2 separate regions of the Homo sapiens genome follow, and region 2 is linked to region 1. Evidence: read pairs that join two places in POLR2A ChIA-PET (ENCODE). Cell type or tissue: PC-3. All regions are shown on one strand. Links, peaks and the distances in the headings refer to the core of each region. The heading gives the core; the rest is flanking DNA.

The links. Peaks named below come from ENCODE experiments on the same cell type or tissue, not always from the same donor. Only the 100,000 strongest peaks of a DNase experiment are listed, where the experiment ranks them.
Region 2: POLR2A ChIA-PET joins it to region 1 with 32 read pairs; 9 of 35 experiments call an interaction of 5 or more read pairs at or near these places.

The regions. Positions count from the first base shown.
Region 1 is chr1:21,759,517-21,769,552 of GRCh38, reverse strand. All of the region lies in intron 1 of USP48 (ubiquitin specific peptidase 48), which reads left to right. Among named protein-coding and RNA genes, the nearest start is that of USP48, 19 kb to the left of the region's middle. RefSeq lists an enhancer at 7,572-7,651. In PC-3, for the core only: no CTCF peak of the experiment used is centred there; a DNase peak (open chromatin) is centred at 4,662; H3K27ac peaks cover 1,796 bases.
Region 2 is chr1:21,926,045-21,934,408 of GRCh38, reverse strand. All of the region lies in intron 1 of HSPG2 (heparan sulfate proteoglycan 2), which reads left to right. Among named protein-coding and RNA genes, the nearest start is that of HSPG2, 7.1 kb to the left of the region's middle. RefSeq lists enhancers at 2,104-2,866, 5,595-6,149, 6,150-6,706. In PC-3, for the core only: no CTCF peak of the experiment used is centred there; a DNase peak (open chromatin) is centred at 498; H3K4me3 peaks cover 472 bases; H3K27ac peaks cover 1,717 bases.

The DNA of each region.
Region 1 (10,036 bases), core at 984-8,983:
TAATCCCAGCTACTTGGGAAGCTGAGGTGGGAGAATTGCTTGAACCCAGGAGGCGGAGGTTGCAGTGAGCTGAGATCTTGGCACTGTACTCTAGCCTGGGTGACAGCGAGACCCTGCCTCAAAAAAAAAAAATTGTTTCTGCTCCCCTCCCTCCTCCCACCCTCCACCCCCAAGTAAGACCCCAACGTCTATTGTTCTTTGTGTTCGTAAGTTCTCTTTGTGTTCAGAAGTTCTCATCATGTAGCTCCCATAAGATAAAGATTTATCTTCCCCAGAGTCCTAAATATTCTCCTGTGTTATTTCTATAAGTTGTATTGCTTTATCTTTCATGCTTAGGTCTACAGTCAACCTGGAATTGATTATTCTCATCAGTTGGGAAGTAAGATCATGGAATAATTTGACGTTACTTGATCTCTATGACTTTAGCAAAGTAGCAGAGGATTGAATGACTGCTAATCATGAACATGTCTGATGTTAGCAAAAGCAACAACTCAAAGCAAAAGGGAGACATACATGGGGAAAACGAACACAAATACTTAAAATTAAATACATGACGAGACTGTGTGTGTGTTTTAAAAAATGATATTGGGCCAAGTGCAGTGGCTTAAGCTAGTAACCCCAGCAGTTTGGGAGGCAAAGACGGGAGGATCACTTGAGGCCAGGAAGACCAGGCTGCAGTGAGCTATGATTTTACTGCTGCACCACAGCCTGGGCAACAGAACAAGACCCTGCCTCAAAACACAAACCAAAACCAAAACGATACTGTTTTATTACTACTAGCAGGAGTGGCCTACACGGGTGGTGGGTATGCTGGGCTTAGGGTGTATGGGAGCCATGAGGAGAAGATGGTGACTGAGATCCTAGAAGGAAAGGGGGGGTGGGGCTTGAAAGGGGTGGGGCTTGAAGGCAAGACCCTCCTTAGATTTGCTTCTGGGAATAGGTAGCCATGATAAAACAGTCATGGCTTATGATGAACTAGGGCCATGCTGCCAATAAGATTAAGAAATTTTTCAGTCTGAGATGAGGGAAACAAAAAAGATTAAGCAATTCTTGGAAATCTAACTGCCTGTCACAGTTGAGGTCTAGTTTCTTCATCATGTGGTCAAGGACACCAGCGTCCTTGTGGTTCTGTGTGAGGGCAGCCAGTTCTGTATTCATGAAACTGAGGGGCTCCCCTCTTGGAGAGTTTGCGGTTGTGACATCCTTTCCAGCATCCTCCTGGAAAATAGCAATCAGGGACTTGATGCACTGCTCAGTCTCTGTAGGGCTGGAGAATTTTTCCATATTGGAGTTGAGTGAGGTACCTGCTGAGACTTTTCTATTTTGCAAACTCTTTTTTTTTTTTTGAGACGGAGTCTTGTTCTGTTGCCCAGGCTAGAGTGCAGTGGTGCAATCTCAGCTCACTGCAACCTCTGCCTCCCAGCTTCACGCCTTTCTCCTGCCTCAGCCTCCTGAGTAGCTGGGACTACAGGTACCCGCCACCATGCCCGGCTACTTTTTTATATTTTTAGTAGAGACGGGGTTTCACCATGTTAGCCAGGATGGTCTCGATCTCCTGACCTTGTGATCCACCCGCCTCGGCCTCCCAGAGTGCTGGGATTGCAGGCGTGAGCCACCATGCCTGACCTGTTTTTAGATTTGCTTATTTCTTGCATGTCTAATTTATGAGACCTTGATACAGTAATGCCATGAGGCATTACATGAAAATCACTGTAAAGTTTTTAGTAACTAGAACCTAGAATTTATATTATCATGGTTCTCCTTTATTTTCACTTTCAGGAAAATCTGTACTTTAGTGTTTTAAGTAAACTAGTTTCCTTCTTCAATGATTTTTCAAAAAATTTTTCTTTAAAAACAATTTATTTGTAAGCAGGCAACGTAGTGAGACCCTGTCTCTAGAAAAAAAAAAAAAGCTCTCTAAAAAGTCCTGGCCGGGTCGCGGTGGCTCATGCCTGTAATCCCAGCACTTTGGGAGGCCGAGGTGGGCAGGTCACGAGGTTAGGAGATCGAGACCAGCCTGGCCAACATAGTGAAACTCCATCTCTACTAAAAATACAAAAATTAGCCGGGCATGGTGACGCACACCTGGAGTCCCAGCTACTCGGGAGGCTGAGGCAGGAGAATCACTTGAAACCAGGAGGTGGAGGTTGCAGTGAGCTGAGATTGAGCCACTGCACCACTGCACTCTAGCCTGGGCAACAGAGCGAGACACCGTCTCAAAAAATAAAAATAAAAAAGGTCCCAGGCACAGTGGCTCATGCCTATAATCCTGAGTCAAGGAATTCTAGCCCAGCTTGCGCAATGAGGCTAAACCCCATCTCTACAAATGATACAAAAAAGCCGGGTGTGGTGGCGTATGCCTGTGGTCCCAGCTATTTGGAAGGCTGAGGTGGGAAGATCACCTGAGCCTGGGAGTAGAGTATTATACACCCTGAGTGCCCAGGAGGCCATGGATTTTGTTTGTTGTTGTTCTTGTTTTTTGTTTTTTTGAGGCAGAGTCTTGCTCTGTCACCCAGGCTGGAGTACAATGGCATGATCTTGGCTCACTGCAACCTCCGCCTCCTGGGTGCAGGCGATTCTCCTGCCTCAGCCTCCCAAGTAGCTGGGTTTATAGATGCCCGCCACCACGCCGGCTAATTTTTGTATTTGTAGTAGAGACGGGGTTTTGCCATGTTGGCCAGGCTGATCTGGAACTCCTGACCTCAAGTTATCCACTCGACTCAGCTTCCCAAAGTGCTGGGTTACAGGCATGAGTCTCAGGAGGCTCGGGCAGGAGAATGTCTTGAGCCCGTTAGGTAGAGGTTGCAGTGCACTCCAGCCTGGGCAACAGAACGACACTCCATCTCATAAATAAATAAATAAAAACTAAGAAACTAAGAGGTGATGAGGAAGAAGCAGAACCTCTGTAAATGACCATTTGGAGTGAAATCCCTACCCCCTTTCCCATTCAAAGGATGAATCTTTGAACTGCATAGCAACTGTGAAATCTTTGATTATAAATTTTCCACTCATCGTGTGTACTCTTAAATGACAGATCATTGGAGATCTACCAAAACAGAACTGAAAGTGTATCTCCTACCTATAGTCAATATATTATAGAAGGAACTTAGTCATTCATACCCTTTGATACCTAGCCTACTACTTTTCTACTCCCTGAACACAATTTTTGACTTGTGGAACATTGTTTTTTTTTGTGCTGTGTCACCTAGGCTAGGGTGCAGTGCCATGATCTCAGCTCACTGCAACCTCCGCCTCCCGGGTTCAAGTGATTCTCATGACAGCCTCTGGAGTAGCTGGGATTACAAGCATTCGCCACCAAACCCAGCTAATTTTTATATTCTTAGTAGAAGTTTAGTAGGGTTTTGCCACGTTGGCCAGGCTGGTCTTGAACTCCTAGCCTCAAGTGATCCTCCCGCCTCGGCCTTTCAGAGTGCTGGGACTACGGGTGTGAGCCACCACATCCAGCCTGGAAAATCTTTTTGTTACAATTTTGGGCATCATTCCAGATTTCTCCTTTCCTTTCTTGCCTGTTGCATCTTATTAGTCCCCAGTTCTATTGATTTCTTCCCATCAATATGCTTGAACTTCCTCCATTCCTATTCCCACTGAATTGCCTTTTTTTTTTTTTTTTTTTTTTTTTTTTTTTTTTTTGGAGATGGAGTCTCACTTTGTTGCCCAGGCCGGAGCACCATGGGATCTCGGCTAACTGCAACCTCGGCTTCGTAGTTTCAAACTATTCTCCTGTCTCAGGTGATCCACTCACCTCAGCCTTCCAAAGGGCTAGGATTACGGGTGTGAGCCACCACACCCGGCCTAAATTGGCTTTTTAAGACCTCATCTTCCACTAGAAAAATTGTTAGTTATGTCTCACACCTTGTTTAGCTTCGGAACGTCTCATGCCTTGTTCAGCTTCGGGCTGTCCCCCCCTTTTTTTTTTTGACAGAGTCTCGCTCTGTCACCCAGACTTGAGTGCAGTGGCGTGATCTCGGCTCACTGCAACCTCCGCCTCCCGGGTTCAAGCGAGCCTTCTGCCTCAGTCTCTGGAGTAGGTGGGACTACAGGCGCGTGCCACCATGCCTGGCACATTTTTGAATTTTTAGTAGAGAACGGGGTTTCACCATATTAGCCAGGCTGGTCTCAAACTCCTGACCTCAAGTGATCCGCCTGCCTCGACCTCCCAAAATGCTGGGATTACAGGCATGAGCTACCACACCCCGCCCGGTCTGTCCTGTTTACTGCTGCCAAAGTGTGTCCCTGGCCTAAAATCACAGCAGATGTCTGCTTAGTACGTCATAACCAAACCTTTTGGAACCTATCCTCTGCCTAACACGTTGGTGTTCTCATACAGTGCAGTCTTGGAACAAAGTACCCATTAAATTATCTGAATTCCTTATCGTACTATGGCATTGCCATTGTGCTGTTATTACTCAAGTTTGGTGGACCTGTGCCCAGAAGTAGAATTATTGAAACAAAAACATTGTTGTCATTTAACATTTTTGAGATGTTTTCTTTAGTTATTTTTCCTGCAGGGTTATATGATATTTTGATTTATAAGAAATATATGCTTAGTCTTTGTACTACTTCTGGCACAGCTCCTAAAACCTTTGGGATCTCTGAAGTGACTAAGTGTCTTTTTGTATGCTAATGAAATGACTGATGGCTGGGAGCTCTTGGTAGCCTCCACATGGGCTGGTTGCCAGGAGAACCAACCACGATGAGAGGTTTAGAACTTTTTAGTCTGACCTCTGGGAGGGGAGAGGACTAAAGGTTGCTAATCTCCAGTGGCCAGTGATTCAATCAGTCATGCCTATGTAATCAAGTCTTTTTTTTTTTTTTTTTTTGAGACGGAGTGCCACTCTGTCACCCAGGCTGGTGTGGGGTGGCACAATCACGATCTCGGCTCACTGCAACCTCCGCCTCCCGGGTTCAAGCAGTTCTCTGCCTCAGCCTCCAGAGTAGCTGGGATTACAAGCACCTGCCACCATACCTGGCTAAGTTTTGTATTTTTAGTAGAGTCAGGGTTTCACCATCTTGGCCAGGTTGGTCTTGAACTCCTGACCTCATAATCCACCAGCCTCGGCCTCCCACTGCGCCCAGGCTTTTTTTTTTTTTTGGAGACAGGGTCTCTCTCTGATGCCCAGGCTGGAGTGCAGTGGCGTGATCTCAGCTCACTGCAGCCTCTGCCTCCCGGGTTCAAGCAATTCTCTTGTCTCAGCTTCCTGAGCAGCTGGGACTATAGGCATATGCCACCACACCTGGCTAATTTTTTGTATTTTTAGTAAAGATGGGTTTTCGCCATATTGGCCTGGCTGGTGTCAAATTCCTGGCCTCAAGTGATCTGCCTGCCTCAGCCTTGCAAATTGCTGGGACTACAGGTGTGAACCACTGCTCCCAGACACTGTCTCATATTTTGTGAAACACTCAACCTCCTTGATCTGTTTTGATAGTTGATAGACACAGGTACACATAACTGTTTTTCTACTGTAAGGAAATTGGCACACACATGATGATAAATGATCCTTGATACCTGGGGCCTACTCCTAAGGAGGGATAAAATGGAGTTAGGGGCATTGGAGAATGACGAATGGGAGAGGCTACAGCCCTCTGTGGTTGGCATTCTGCTGTGCTGCTAAGGCTGGCTTTAGAAGTAACAGCTTATAATTAGAACTGTGATTTGTGTCTGCCTGTCCATCCGTCCTCCCTCCCTCCCTCCCTTCCTTCCTCCCTTCCTTTTCTTGAAACAGAGTTTCTCTCTAGTTACCAGGGTTGGAGTGCAATGGCATGATCTCGGCTCACCGCACCCTCTGCCTCCTGGGTTCAAGTGATTCTCCTGCCTCAGCCTCCTGAGTAGCTGGAATTACAGGCATGTGCCACCACGCCTGGCTAATTTTTTGTATTTTTAGTAGAGACGAGGTTTCTCTATGTCAGCCAGGCTGGTCTCGAACTCCCGACCTCAGGTGATCTGCCCGCCTTGGCCTCTCAAAGTGTTGGGATTATAGGCGTGAGCCACTGCGCCCAGCTGTTATTTGTGTTTGTTAAGTAGATTCTTTACCTCTCCAAGTAAGAGAACAAACACAACCCCGCCCCCCCATATTGGGCTATGTATGAAAGGCTTAGCAACAATTTAGAAGTTTAGAAAGCCCAAGCCCTTTTAATGCAAAGCACCGCCATTGGCTTTTTGGTTCCCACCTGAAGTGTGGCCATAGAGGCTCGGGAGCCATAGGTTTGGCCTGGGGTGGTAGTCTATCACAGGTCACCTGCACTTGGCATTCTGCTGTGGTGGTGTTCTAGCCGACTGAAGACGTATTCAGTGATACCTAGCAAGCAATTAATTTAAGAAAATTTAAAAAGAACAATGCCAGTGTTGTGGGGCCTAATAATACAGATTGCTCCCAGCTTCTCATAGTAGCTTTTGAAAGTCTTATTGTGGTAATATTTAGGCCATAGGTTGTGTTTGCCTTTTGATGCCAGCTTTAGAACCAGTTGAGTATGCATGATTTTTGGGTGGGGACAGGGAGAGCCTACCTTTTCTTCATTGTCTGAATTATTTTGCTATCAGGAACTGGAGACTAAAATCTAAACAGATCCAGTGGAACTATTTTCTGAGAATGATGTCTGTGTTTGACACATGGGAGTATCTGTTTCCCCAGCCAGGTCGTGTGAATTTTTTTTTTTTTTTTTTTTTTTGAGATGAAGTCTCGCTCTGTCGCCCAGGCTGGAGTGCAGTGGCGTGATCTCGGCTCACTGCAACCTCCGCCTCCCAGGTTCAAGCAATTCTCCTGCCTCAGCCTCCTGAGTAGCCAGGATTACAGGCGCCTGCCACCACGTCCAGCTAATTTTTGTATTTTTAGTAGAGATGGGGTTTCACCATGTTGGTCAGGCTGGTCTCAAACCCCTGACCTCGTGATCCACCCGCCTCCGCCTCCCAAAGTGCTGGGATTACAGGCGTGAGCCACCGCGCCCGGCCCGTGTGAAAAATTTTTACCACCCACTTGTCCAAGAGGAGGGAGTGAACAAACAAGACTTGATATTACACCTTTGAAAAGCAGAGTTGAAAGGATTGACAAAATAAGTGCCTACTTTGTTTTAGAGGTATATTTTCACCATGGTTACTGACACTATTTTTTCCTATCTGCCAAAGACCTTTGGGAGAGTCCATTGCCACTAGCTGTAATTTTCTTTCGAAAGAACCTTCCTAGTATATCCTTGTCACTGTTCCCAGGAGAGATTTTCTGTTACTTTTCTCAGTCTCAGAATCAGTTTTGTTTCTTCTTTTTTTTTTTGAGACGAGTCTCGCTCTGTTGCCCAGCCTGGCTGGAATGCACTGGTGCGATCACAGCTCACTGCAAACCCTGCCTTCCTGGTTCAAGCGGTTCTCTCACTTCAGCCTCCCAAGTAGCTGGGATTATAGGCACACGCCACCACGCTTGGCACATTTTTGTATTTTTAGTAGAGACGGGGTTTTGCCATGTTGGCCAGGCTGGTCTTGAACTTCTGGCCTCAAGTGATCTGCCCACCTCAGTCTCCCAAAGTGCTGGGGATTACAGGCAGGAGCCACTGCACCCGGCCAGTTTTGTTTCTTTAACTCTCTTATAGTAGACCTTTCCCATTAGAGATGAGTTATAAGCACTAAAACAAAACCCTAGCTTCTTCTCCCCACAGTGGATGGGTTCTACTTTATTTCATTAATAAGCTTTTTTCCCTCCTAGCTTTGATATAAGCTGACAAAACTGTTCTTAAATTGGTCGAACTTGTTTTCATTTTTATTTTTTCAAAAGTTTTAAAATAGAGACAGGGTCTCACTTTGTTGGCCAGGCTGTAGTGCAGTGGCTGTTCACAGGTGCAATCATAGTTCATTGCAGCCTCCAACTCCTAGGCTTAGGCCATCTTCTGCCTGAGCCTTCTGAATAGCTGGCACTATAAGCATGTGCCACCACACCCAGCTTCATTTTTATATTTTAGAAGACAGTATGTTTAAACTGAACATTAAAACAATTATTTACTTATTTTTGGAATATGTAACACATTTTATTGTTCAAAGTCTGAAAGGTATAAAAAGTGATGGGGTCAGCCTGGGGCAACATGGCAAGACCCTGTTTTTACAAAAAATAAAATAAAAAATTATCCAAGTATGGTGGCATGCACCTCCCAGCTACTCCAGAGGCTGAGGCTGGAGGATTACTTGAGTCCAGGATGTAGAGGCTGCAGTGAGCCATGAACATGCCACTTCAGTATGGGAGTCTCAAAAAAAAAAAAAAGGAAGTTCAGAGTGTTATTTACTTCTGACTTATAGCTGGCAAGTACAGAGATAATCTTTGCCGATAAGGTTGTTTCCAGTTTATAATGTACTCTTCTATCTAAACAAACGGGTGTGTTTACCCCATTTGTAAATAAAAAACATGGCAACATGATATGCAGTGTTTTGTACCTTCCTTTTTTTTTTTCTTTTTTTTCTTTTGAGACAAAGTTTCCACTTGTTGTCCAGGCTGGAGTGCGATGGCGTGATCTTGGCTCACCACAACCTTCACCCTGCTGGGCTCAAGCAGTTCTCCTGCCTCAGCCTCCCAACTAGCTGGGATTAACAGGCATGCGCCACCATGCCCGGCTAATTTTGTATTTTTAGTAGAGACAGGGTTTCTCCATGTTGGTCAGGCTGGTCTCGAAATCCCGACCTCAGGTGATCGCCTGCCTCAGCCTCCCAAAGTGCTGGGATTACAGGCGTGAGCCACTGTGCCTGGCCCACCTTCCTTTTTTCAACTAATGATATCGTTATATATCACAACATTAAAAGCTTTCCCTACCTTTTTTTAAATTTATTTTTATTTTTATTTTTTTTGAGATAGAGTTTTGTTCTTGTTGCCCAGGCTGGAGTGCAGTGGCACGATCTCGGCTCACTGCACCCTCCCGCCTTCCAGTTTCAAGTGATTTCTCCTGCCTCAGCCTCCTGGGTAGCTGGGATTACAGGCTCCCGCCACCACTCCTGGCGAATTTTTGTATTTTTAGTAGAGATGGGGTTTTACCATGTTGGCCAGGCTGGTCTCGAACTCCTGACTTTGTGATCCGCCCACCTGGGCCTCCCAAAATGCTGGGATTACAGGCGTGAGCCACTGTGCCCGGCCTACCTTTTTATTTTTTGACAGCAGTAGTTTTTGTTGTTTGGTTATATTGTAATTTATTTTGTTACTTCCATATAAATTTCCAGTCTTTTACTGTTATCAGTAATCCTTTAGTGGGTATCCTACAGAAATCTGCAGAACTTTGTCCTGTAATGTTCCTTTATAGCAAAAGAAAACCTAAGCTTATGTTACATTCAGTTGTGTCTCTTTGGTTTCCTTTAATCTGGAACTGTTAGTGAATCTTTCTTTGTATTTCATGACACTGACTTATTTTGTATAAAGTCCCTTGAGTTGGTTTGGTCTGATGTTTCCTCATGATTCAATTAAGGCCATGCATCTTTGGCCAGAACATCACAGAAGTGATTCTGTGTTGTGCATTATACCAGAAGGTGTGTGGTGTCAATTAGATTCATTACTGGGTGTGTTAAATTTAAGCATTTGGTTAAGGTGGTGTCTGTCAAGTTTCTCCACTGAAAGTTATTATCTTTCCCTTTGTAATTAACTTTTTCTGAGATACTTTGAGACATTGTAAATATTGTTATTTCTCCAACTTGCCTACGTTAGCATCCGTGATGATCCTTGCCTCATTCCTTTCTGAATCTGATGTATGCCAAATGGAGATTTTTAATTCTGTCATTCCTTCCACTTTGATAGTTGGTTTTCTTCTAAAGGGAAGAGATTTTTCTTCCATCCATCTCACCATGAAATGATGGATTCTTACTTTATTCAGTAGGTTATAATCCTATTACTCATTTTGTTGCTAAATTTTGTTGCCAAATTTGACCAGTGGGACCTCCCCTTCCAGCCAACTCTTGTGCTCTTTTGACATGTCTCCACCATCTTTCAGTACATCATTTTAGGGCACAGTAAGATGTAGGTTCGTTTTCTAATTTCACTGCCCTGGCCTTGGAATCAGCCAG
Region 2 (8,364 bases), core at 365-8,364, 170 kb before region 1:
TCTCTGAGCCTTAGTTTCCAAATCTGTACAATGGGGTTGAGGAGTTTGTTGCAAGTCAAAAATGAGATCAATTCCTAGCCCAGGCTCCCAGCACACCTTGGACCCTCTTTGCCTGCTACCCTTGCTCTCATCTGCCCTTCAGTTTGGTCCGGAGCCAGTGGCTTATGGGGAAGGGTTGGGCACAGCAGCAGGGTGAGATGGGCCTTAGGGAGCTCCAGGCTTCCCCGGGACGGGGGACAGGACCACAGGAAGCTGATCTGTGATTAAGTGTGGGTGTAATTTCAGCTGTTGGGAGGTGAGGAGGCTTGCTGGAGGAGGGGGCTGGGCCTGGGTGACTCGGCAGGCCTTGGCCTGCTGACCCCTTTAGGGCGGCCCTGCAGGGGACAGGCGTCTTGAGGGAGCCTCGGTGGTGATTAAGGTGTTTTCCAGGGCCTAGGAGGGAAGTCGCTGAGATACCTGTTTCCTGCCTCAGCTGGATTTCCTCACTGGGGAGGCTGCCAGCTGAACTGCAGGAGCCTCCCCTTCCTGGCGGTCCCTCAGCCCTCCTCCACGCAGCCAGCTGCTCTGTCACCTGACACTAGCCTACTTGTTCCGTACCTGCAGCCGGCACAGGATGGGGTTTTGAGTGTGCCCTGGACATTCCCGGAGGGAAGGAGGGCAGGCTGCAGGTCTGTCTGCAGGGTAGAAGCTGGAAGGGGCAGAGATGGACCACCCCCCCATCCCTTAGGCCCATTTCCCCCTGTCTGGGGAGTTGTGGCCCCTGCCTGGCTTGGCCCGGGCCTGCTCTCAGGCTGAGCGCAGACAAGTTAGGATCTGTGGGTCTGAAGCCCTGCCCGGGAGACGGTGGAAAGAAGGTGGCAGGAGGTGACTGGGTTCAGGGCCCGGAAGACGGGTGAGCAAAGTGGAGGGGAAGGAGCTCTTGGGGTGCCAGGCTGGATGATGACACAGTAATACGGGTACTTCAGACTTACCCAGTACCCACTGTCTGCTCTGAGTTTCTCAGTGAATCCTCCCATTCACCTGTGTTTCCTGCTCACCACCTCCCTGCGGTGCTCAGAATTAGGTCCCAGCCCCTGACTTAATATAGCCTACGAGGCCCTGCAACACCCGGCCTCCTGCCACCTGCTCCTCTCAAACTCCTCCAGCTATACCAGTCTTTGTTTCTTTTTCTTTTCTTTTTTTTTTTTTTGAGACAGGGTCTCACACTGTCACCCAGGCTGGAGTGCAGTGGCACAATCACAGCTCACCGCTGCCTCAACCTCCCACGCTCAGGTGATCCTCCCACCTCAGCCCCCTGAGTAGCTGGGACTACAGACACCCTCCTCTACACCTGGCTAATTTTTGTATTTTTTATAGAGACAGGGTTTTGCCATGTTCCCCCAGGCAGGTCTCGAACTCCTGGGCTCAAATGATCCACCCCCTTCGGCCTCCCAAAGTGCTAGGATTATAGGCGTGAGCCACTGCACCCAGCCTTTTCTTTTCTAATGAATATAAAAATTTAAAACAAATAGAGATGGGATCTTGTTGTATTGCCCAGGCTGGTCCCAAACTCTTTAACTCAAGCTATCCTCCCACCTCAGCCTTCTGAAGTGCTAGGATTATAGGCATGGGCCACCTCGCCTGACCAAGGCTTTGTTTCTTGAGCATGTGAAACACACTCCCACCTTAGGGTCTCTGCGTCTGCTGTTCCTTCTGCCTGGGACATTTGTCCCCGTAATATCCATATGACCCTCTCCCTCTTTCTGGTCCTTACCACTCTTCCCATAATGGCTGTCTCCTTAAACTGCTTTATTTTTGTTCTCACAATTGTCTGGCCTGTATTTGTCTGTATTTGTTTATGTGTTTATCTGCTTCCTCCTGCTCAGTTTAAGTTCTACGAGAGCAGGACCTCATTTGTTTTTGTTCACTGCTGTATGCTTAGCACCTGGCAGGTAGTAAGTGCTTAGTGAATATCTTTGTCGAATGTTTTAAGCTGTAGCTACTAGCCTGATCCCCATTCTCTAAGCAGAGGACATTGAGGCACTGAGAGGTTACGTAACTTGCCCAGTGACTTACATATCCACACACTCAGAGATGCTGCAAGCCAAGTTTTGAATCCAGACGAAGCTCTCCTAATCACGCCACGTACTGCCCCATGTGCTTGTCGTGGGCAGTCAGTAGATATTGCTACAACTTGTCACAGATGTTGATTAAGAACTCTGGTCCCAAGTAGTACAGGGGCTACCTCAGGCAAGGAATATCAGGGATTGGCTCGGGGACAGAAGCTCTTAGGTTGGGTATGCCTCAGTGTCCGTGGGGTCTCCTAGGGACGCCTGTGCCTGGAGGGGAAGCCTAGGAACTCTAGGGTGGTCATTTTTAGGTTTGTTAATTCATTAATGTTCTCATCAGATATTTCCTGGGACTCTACAGGCAGTTGAATTTATCCAGGGACTTTTAGGCCTGAGTGGGCCAGGCTGGCCCTGCCCAGTGTGGGAGGTCAGGGGCCCCTGCCCCTGCCATGCTGCTAGTGGGGGAAGGGGAAGAACACCCTCCTGGTTGTCCTGTGTGGAGCCTGCGCTGTTTTTTTCTGGCTGTTCCCTGGGGGCTCAAGGTTTAGGGTGAGTCTGCAGAGCTTCAAGGGCTGCCTGGCCTTGGGGTGAGAGGCTCAGGAGGGAGGGCAGGAGGGCCTGCCCAGGCTATGGAAAGATCTGGAGCAATGATTCAGAGGCCACTTGGAGGCCAGAGGTGTGGGCTCTGCACCCTCAGACTACTTGGGGTATATGGGAAGGGTTCCCAGCCCTGGCCTGTTGCCCCCCTCCCCTTCACCCAATCCAGTCCCAGCTATGAGGGGTCAGACTGGAGGAGGAAGTGAATATGACTTGGTTCCCCGGCAGCTTCCCAAGTATCTGCTGGGCCTACCTCTCCCTGTCCCAGGGCCTACCCTGGCCTTTTTCTCCTCTCGCTCCTGCTCCTGCCAAGAAGAGGGAGGCTGCGCCGAGGGTCCCGGCCCTGCTGGAATGTTGCTTCCGCCTGGGCCTTGGCCTCTTTGGCCCTGCCACCCCCTCCTGCTCCCGGGGCCAGCTGCCCCAGCACCCAGAGCTGGCTGACTGAAACCCAGAAGTATGTGTGGAACTCACTTCGCGGGGAGCCGCCGGCCTCACTGCCCAGCCTGGTGGCGTCAGGGCTGTGTCAATAGCAGCCTTGAGAGGGGTGTGGCTCGTGGCTGCTGGGGTGGCCGGGTCGGGGGTGCTGTCATGAAAGCCCTGAGAACAAGGTGGCTCTTTGAGGCCTGGGAATGTGAGGCCTTTGAGTCTTGCTGCCCCCAGAACCACTCTCCCTTCCCTTCCATGATGCTCATCTGTGCCAGGCCTGCAGGAACCTCAGAGCATCCCTGGAGGCATCTGTGGCATCCTGAGATAGCCTTAGGACCAGCTCCTAGCTCCTGACCAGGGCCCATTCCCTGAGCCATGAAGGAGGGTGTCCTGTTGCTCTGGGTTTTAGGGGAGTATCTGGTGCGCAAAGCCTTGCAGAGTGTGTTGAATGAATGAATGAACAAATGATGTATGTGATTAAGCGTTTTTTAAAATTCATTTCACAAATATCTGTGGAGCATCTTCTATGTATCTGACTGTGTTCTAGATCTTTTTTTTTTTTTTGAGATGGAGTCTTGATCTGTTACCCAGGCTAGAGTGCAGTGGTATGATCTCGCCGCACTGCAATCTCTGCCCCCCAGGTTCAAGAGATTCTCCTGCCTTAGCCTCCCAAGTAGCTGGGATTACAGGAACACGCCACCACGTCCAGCTAATTTTTGTATTTTTAGTAGAGATGGAGTTCCACCATGTTGGCCAGGTTGGTCTTGAACTCCTGACCTCAAGTGATCCACCCATCTTGGCCTCCCAAAGCACTGGGATTACAGGCGTGAGCCACTGCACCCGCCCTGTTCTAGATCTTGAGGTTACCGCAGAGAATAAAAATGTCAGATTCCTTCCTCTCATGTCACTTGCGTTATAGCTAGTGCAGGAAGACAGACAATAAATGAAATACATCAGGTGGTGATAAGTGCTCAGAAGAAAAAATAAAACAGGGAAGAGGGCAGTGAGTGATGAGGCGGGGTAGGTAGGGTGGGGTGGTAGGAAAAGCCTCTGATAAGATAAATTTGAACTGAAGGAGACCTGAAGTAAGTGAGCGGGTGAGCCTCGCAGATATCAATGGAAAGGGCATTCCAGGCAGAGGGCACAGCTAGTGCAGAGGCCCAGAGGTGGGAGTGTCCTTGGCATGTCTGTGGAAAAGCAAGGAGGCCCGTGGGGCTGGAGCAGCATCAGTGAGGGGGAGCATGGTGGATGCAGCAGGCAGGGGGGTGGCAGAGGGTGATCAGCAGAGCTTTGGCCATGGGAAGGACCTTGGATTTGCGTCTGAGTGAATTGAGAAGTCACTGAAGGGGCCCGGTGTTCCATAGGATTGCTTTGGCTGCTGTGTGGAGAGGAGCACGGGGAGGGTCCAGAGCAAAGGCAAGGAGGCCGTGACCCAGGACAGACGATGGGAGCTCAAGCTAGGACCACGGAGGTGGGAGATGGTTGAATCCCCAGTACATTTTGAAGATGGGTCACCAGGATTTGCTAGTGGGTTGGATGTGGGGCGGGACAGAAAGAGAAGAGTCCGGGATGCCTCCACAGTCTTTGGCTTCAGCATCCCGAAGGATGGAGCTGCCACTACCTGAGATGGGAAAGTTCCAGGAGGAGTGGGCAGGAGGTGGAGTCCAGAATTCTCAGAACAGTTAATTTATTTGTGTCTTCTCTTACGATCTCTTGTTTGGACAATAAAAATTCCTAAAAAAAAAAAAAAAAAAACCGGCAGGTGGGCCAGGAGTGGTGGCTCACACCTGTAATCCCCACACTTTGGGAGACCAAGGTAGGAGGATCACTTGAGCCCAGGAGGTGGAGGTTGCAGTGAACCATGATCTTGCCACTGCGCTCCAGCCTGGGTGATAGAACGCGATCCTGTCTCTTAAAAAAAAAAAAGAAAAAAGAATGGCAAGTGATGGAGGGGACAGCATGGGTGGGGGTTGGACTGGCTCACATGCCTGGCAGTCATCCCCCTACCCATCTCCAGCCAGGAGCTCCCCCGTCCCCACCCAAGCTGGGGCCTCTGCATTGGCTTATGGTGTAGGCGGAGGGGATCTTGCTGAGTGTTCATTTGTGGAGTTGCAGACTCTGCCTTAGAACTCCACAGCCGGAGCTCATGGCTTGTAGATTTATTCTTACCCCCTCATCTAGAGTGGAAGCTGCATGAGGGCAGGGACTTGGCTTTGTTCATTGCTGTTTGCCTGGTGCTAGGCAGATAGTAGGTGAACACATTAAAACTTCAAGTGAGGCTGGGCACAGTGGCTCACAACCTGTAATCCCAGCACTTTGGGAGGCCAAGGCGGGCGGATCACCTGAGGTTGGGAGTTCGAGACCAGCCTGACCACCATGGAGAAACCTCGTCTCTACTGAAAATAATAATAATAAAAAAATCAGCTAAGCATGGTGGCACATGCCTGTAATCCCAGCTACTCAGGGAGGCTGAGGCAGGAGAATCACTTGAACCCGGGAGGCGGAGGTTGTGGTGAGCTGAGATCGCGCCATTGCACTCCAGCCTGAGCAACAAGAACAAAACTCCATCTCAAAAAAAAAAAATCAAGTGAATAAAGGATGGGCGCGGTGGCTCACGCCTGTAATCCCAGCACTTTGGGAGGCTGAGGTGAGCAGATACTTGAGGTCAGGAGTTCGAGACCAGCCTGGCCAAGATGGTGAAACCCCGTCTCTACTAAAAATACAAAAAAGTTAGCCGGGTGTGGTGGTGCATGACTGTAGTCTCAGCTACTCAGGAGGCTGAGGTAGGAGAATCGCTTGAACCTGGGAAGCGGAGGTTGCAGTGAGCTGAGATCATGCCATTGCACTCAAGCCTGGGCGTCATTGCGAGACTCTGTCTCAAAACTACAAACAAACAAACAAATTCAAGTGAGCAAATTAATGGCTTTGAGGAAGCCAGCAGGCCAAGAAGGCCCAGGCTCCTTGCTGAGATTGGAAAGGGGCGTGCTCTGGCCCCTGCACTTGGGAGCTGCCTGCCCAGCCATGCTCTCTGCAGGGCCCCAGAAGATGTGGGACAAGCTGGGATGTCCACTCTGCCCTTTTTGACTTGTCTGTGTCCTCATTGGTCTCAGAGCCACTTCCCTGGGCACTGTGGTCAAGGGAAAGATGTGGGCTCAAAAGGCCCTGCCTTCAAGTCTTGGCCCAGCCCTGACTGGCTCTGTGACCTTGGGCAAGTTGCTTTACCTCTCTGAGCCTCAGTCAAATGTGAAATGGGGAGGCCTGCTTCCTGGTGGTTATGAAGTAACCAGGTGGATGCACCTTGCTCAGTGCCTGGAATGTGGCAGGTATTTGACAATCCGTGATTGCACTAAGTCTCGTTCCTGCTAAAGACAAGGCCGGTGGAATATCTGAGGCAGGGTTCCCAGGGCACAGCCGGGCACGCCTTCTCTATGACCCAGGTCCTGTACTGGGCTTGTTGAATGAATGGCTGTGTAAGGGGATTGTCCATTCCCTGGGCCTCTTTCGCAGTCTCAGAGCTCCGGGTGTAACTGCCTCTGATCTGTCACTGCCCCTCCTTCGCCTACCGAGGCCGCAGCTGTAGGACAGAGTCCATCCTTCCACCCTGATTGCTCCTTCCTGGACTGGGAGAAGGAGGGGGGCACACCCCAGGGTGTGGCCTGGGAAAGGCTGGAGTCTTTGGACGCCTTGTCCCCTTCCCAGATGTGTGCAGTTGGTGGGCTCTGAGCAACAGGAGGTGTGGCCAGGGGCTCCCATGGGTGCAGAAAGGATGTTCGTGCATCCTGAGGGTAGTGACAGTGGGGGGGGTGGGGGATGTCCTGGGACCCCATCCTAGCCCTGTCCCCCCCTGGCCTACACTGGAGGAGGCAGGACCTTGCCTGGGGAGCTCTGGGCCAACCTGCAGTTGGTCCTTACTTGGTGGGATGTGGGGCTGCTCGACTCTAAATCTGGCTCCCGTGGCCTCAGAGAAACAGCAGGACTCAGGAGAGAGAGACACACAGGCCTGGGGATCTCACCCCACCCCACCCTATGCTTTGGGCTTGGGCTGTTGGGTAGAGATGTGTCCCCCCTCCCCATCAGGCGGGTCACACCTAGGTGTTTTGTAACATTTGGCCTCTTTCCCCATCTTTCTCCCATCCCAGTCGGTGGGGAAGGGGAGGCCTGGCTGGGGCCTGAGCCTGGGGAGGACTTCAGAGGTGGCCTCGGGTCACTCCACAGATGCTTCTCCACGGGTGGGGCTGGGATTCCCAGCTGCCTCTGGCCCCTTCCCAGCCCACCTCCGGGTCCCTGCCACCACCTCCCCACTCCCTGCGCCTGCCCATGGCTCTCTCCCAGGAAGCCGGCTCCGGCCCCCACCTCCTGGTCCTGGCCTCCCCCTCCTAACTAACCCCAGCTGACTCAACCCTCTCCTTGTTTGGCGTTTCCAATTTTCAAATAGTTGGGAACTGGGATCATGCCTCTTCTTGGATCCCTTACTGGGCTGGATGGATTGAAATTCTGGCCTGATAAATCCCAGCCCTAGTGGCCTCTACTCTATCATTTTCTTTCTCTCTTTTTTTTTTTTTTTTTTTTTTTTTTTGAGACTGAGTCTCACTCTGTCTCCCAGCCTGAAGTGTAGTGGTGCGATCTCGGCTCACTGCAACCTCTGCCTCTCGGATTCAATAGCGATTCTTTTGCCTCAGCCTCCCTGGTAGCAGGGATTATGGATTACAGGCATGCACTACCACGCCTGGCTAATTTTTGTATTTTTAGTAGAGACAGGCTTTCACCAGGTTGGCCAGGCTGGTCTCAAACTTCTGACCTCAGGTGATCCACATGCCTCAGCCTCCCAAAGTGCTGGGATTGCAGGTGTGAGCCACCACGCCCAGCAGCCTCTATCACTTTCACGGCTCTTCACCCTTTCCTGCCTTTTGCCTTGCTATGACCCTTAGGCCAGAGGAACAGAAACCCAGGAGTTTCCTGGGGACAGACCAGTCTCTTCCCTGTCCTGGGACCTGCAGGTTCTCCTCCCCAGTGGCCTCAGTCACATAGGTCACCAGTCAATGTTCCCTGAGTGCTGACACCTTCTCATTAAAACTGCCACCCTCTTTAGAGCCAGGCCTCCCACTGGGCTCTTGCCAGGCATTATCGCATATAATACTCACAGCAATCTTTTGAAGTTGGCATTATATCTCCATTTTGCAGGGCAGGAAACTGAGGCATCAGGAGGGGGAGTTGGGGGCCAGATTCTCACTTGTAATCCCAGCACTTTGGGAGGCCTAGGAGGGCAGATTGCTTGAGGCTAGGAGTTCGAGAG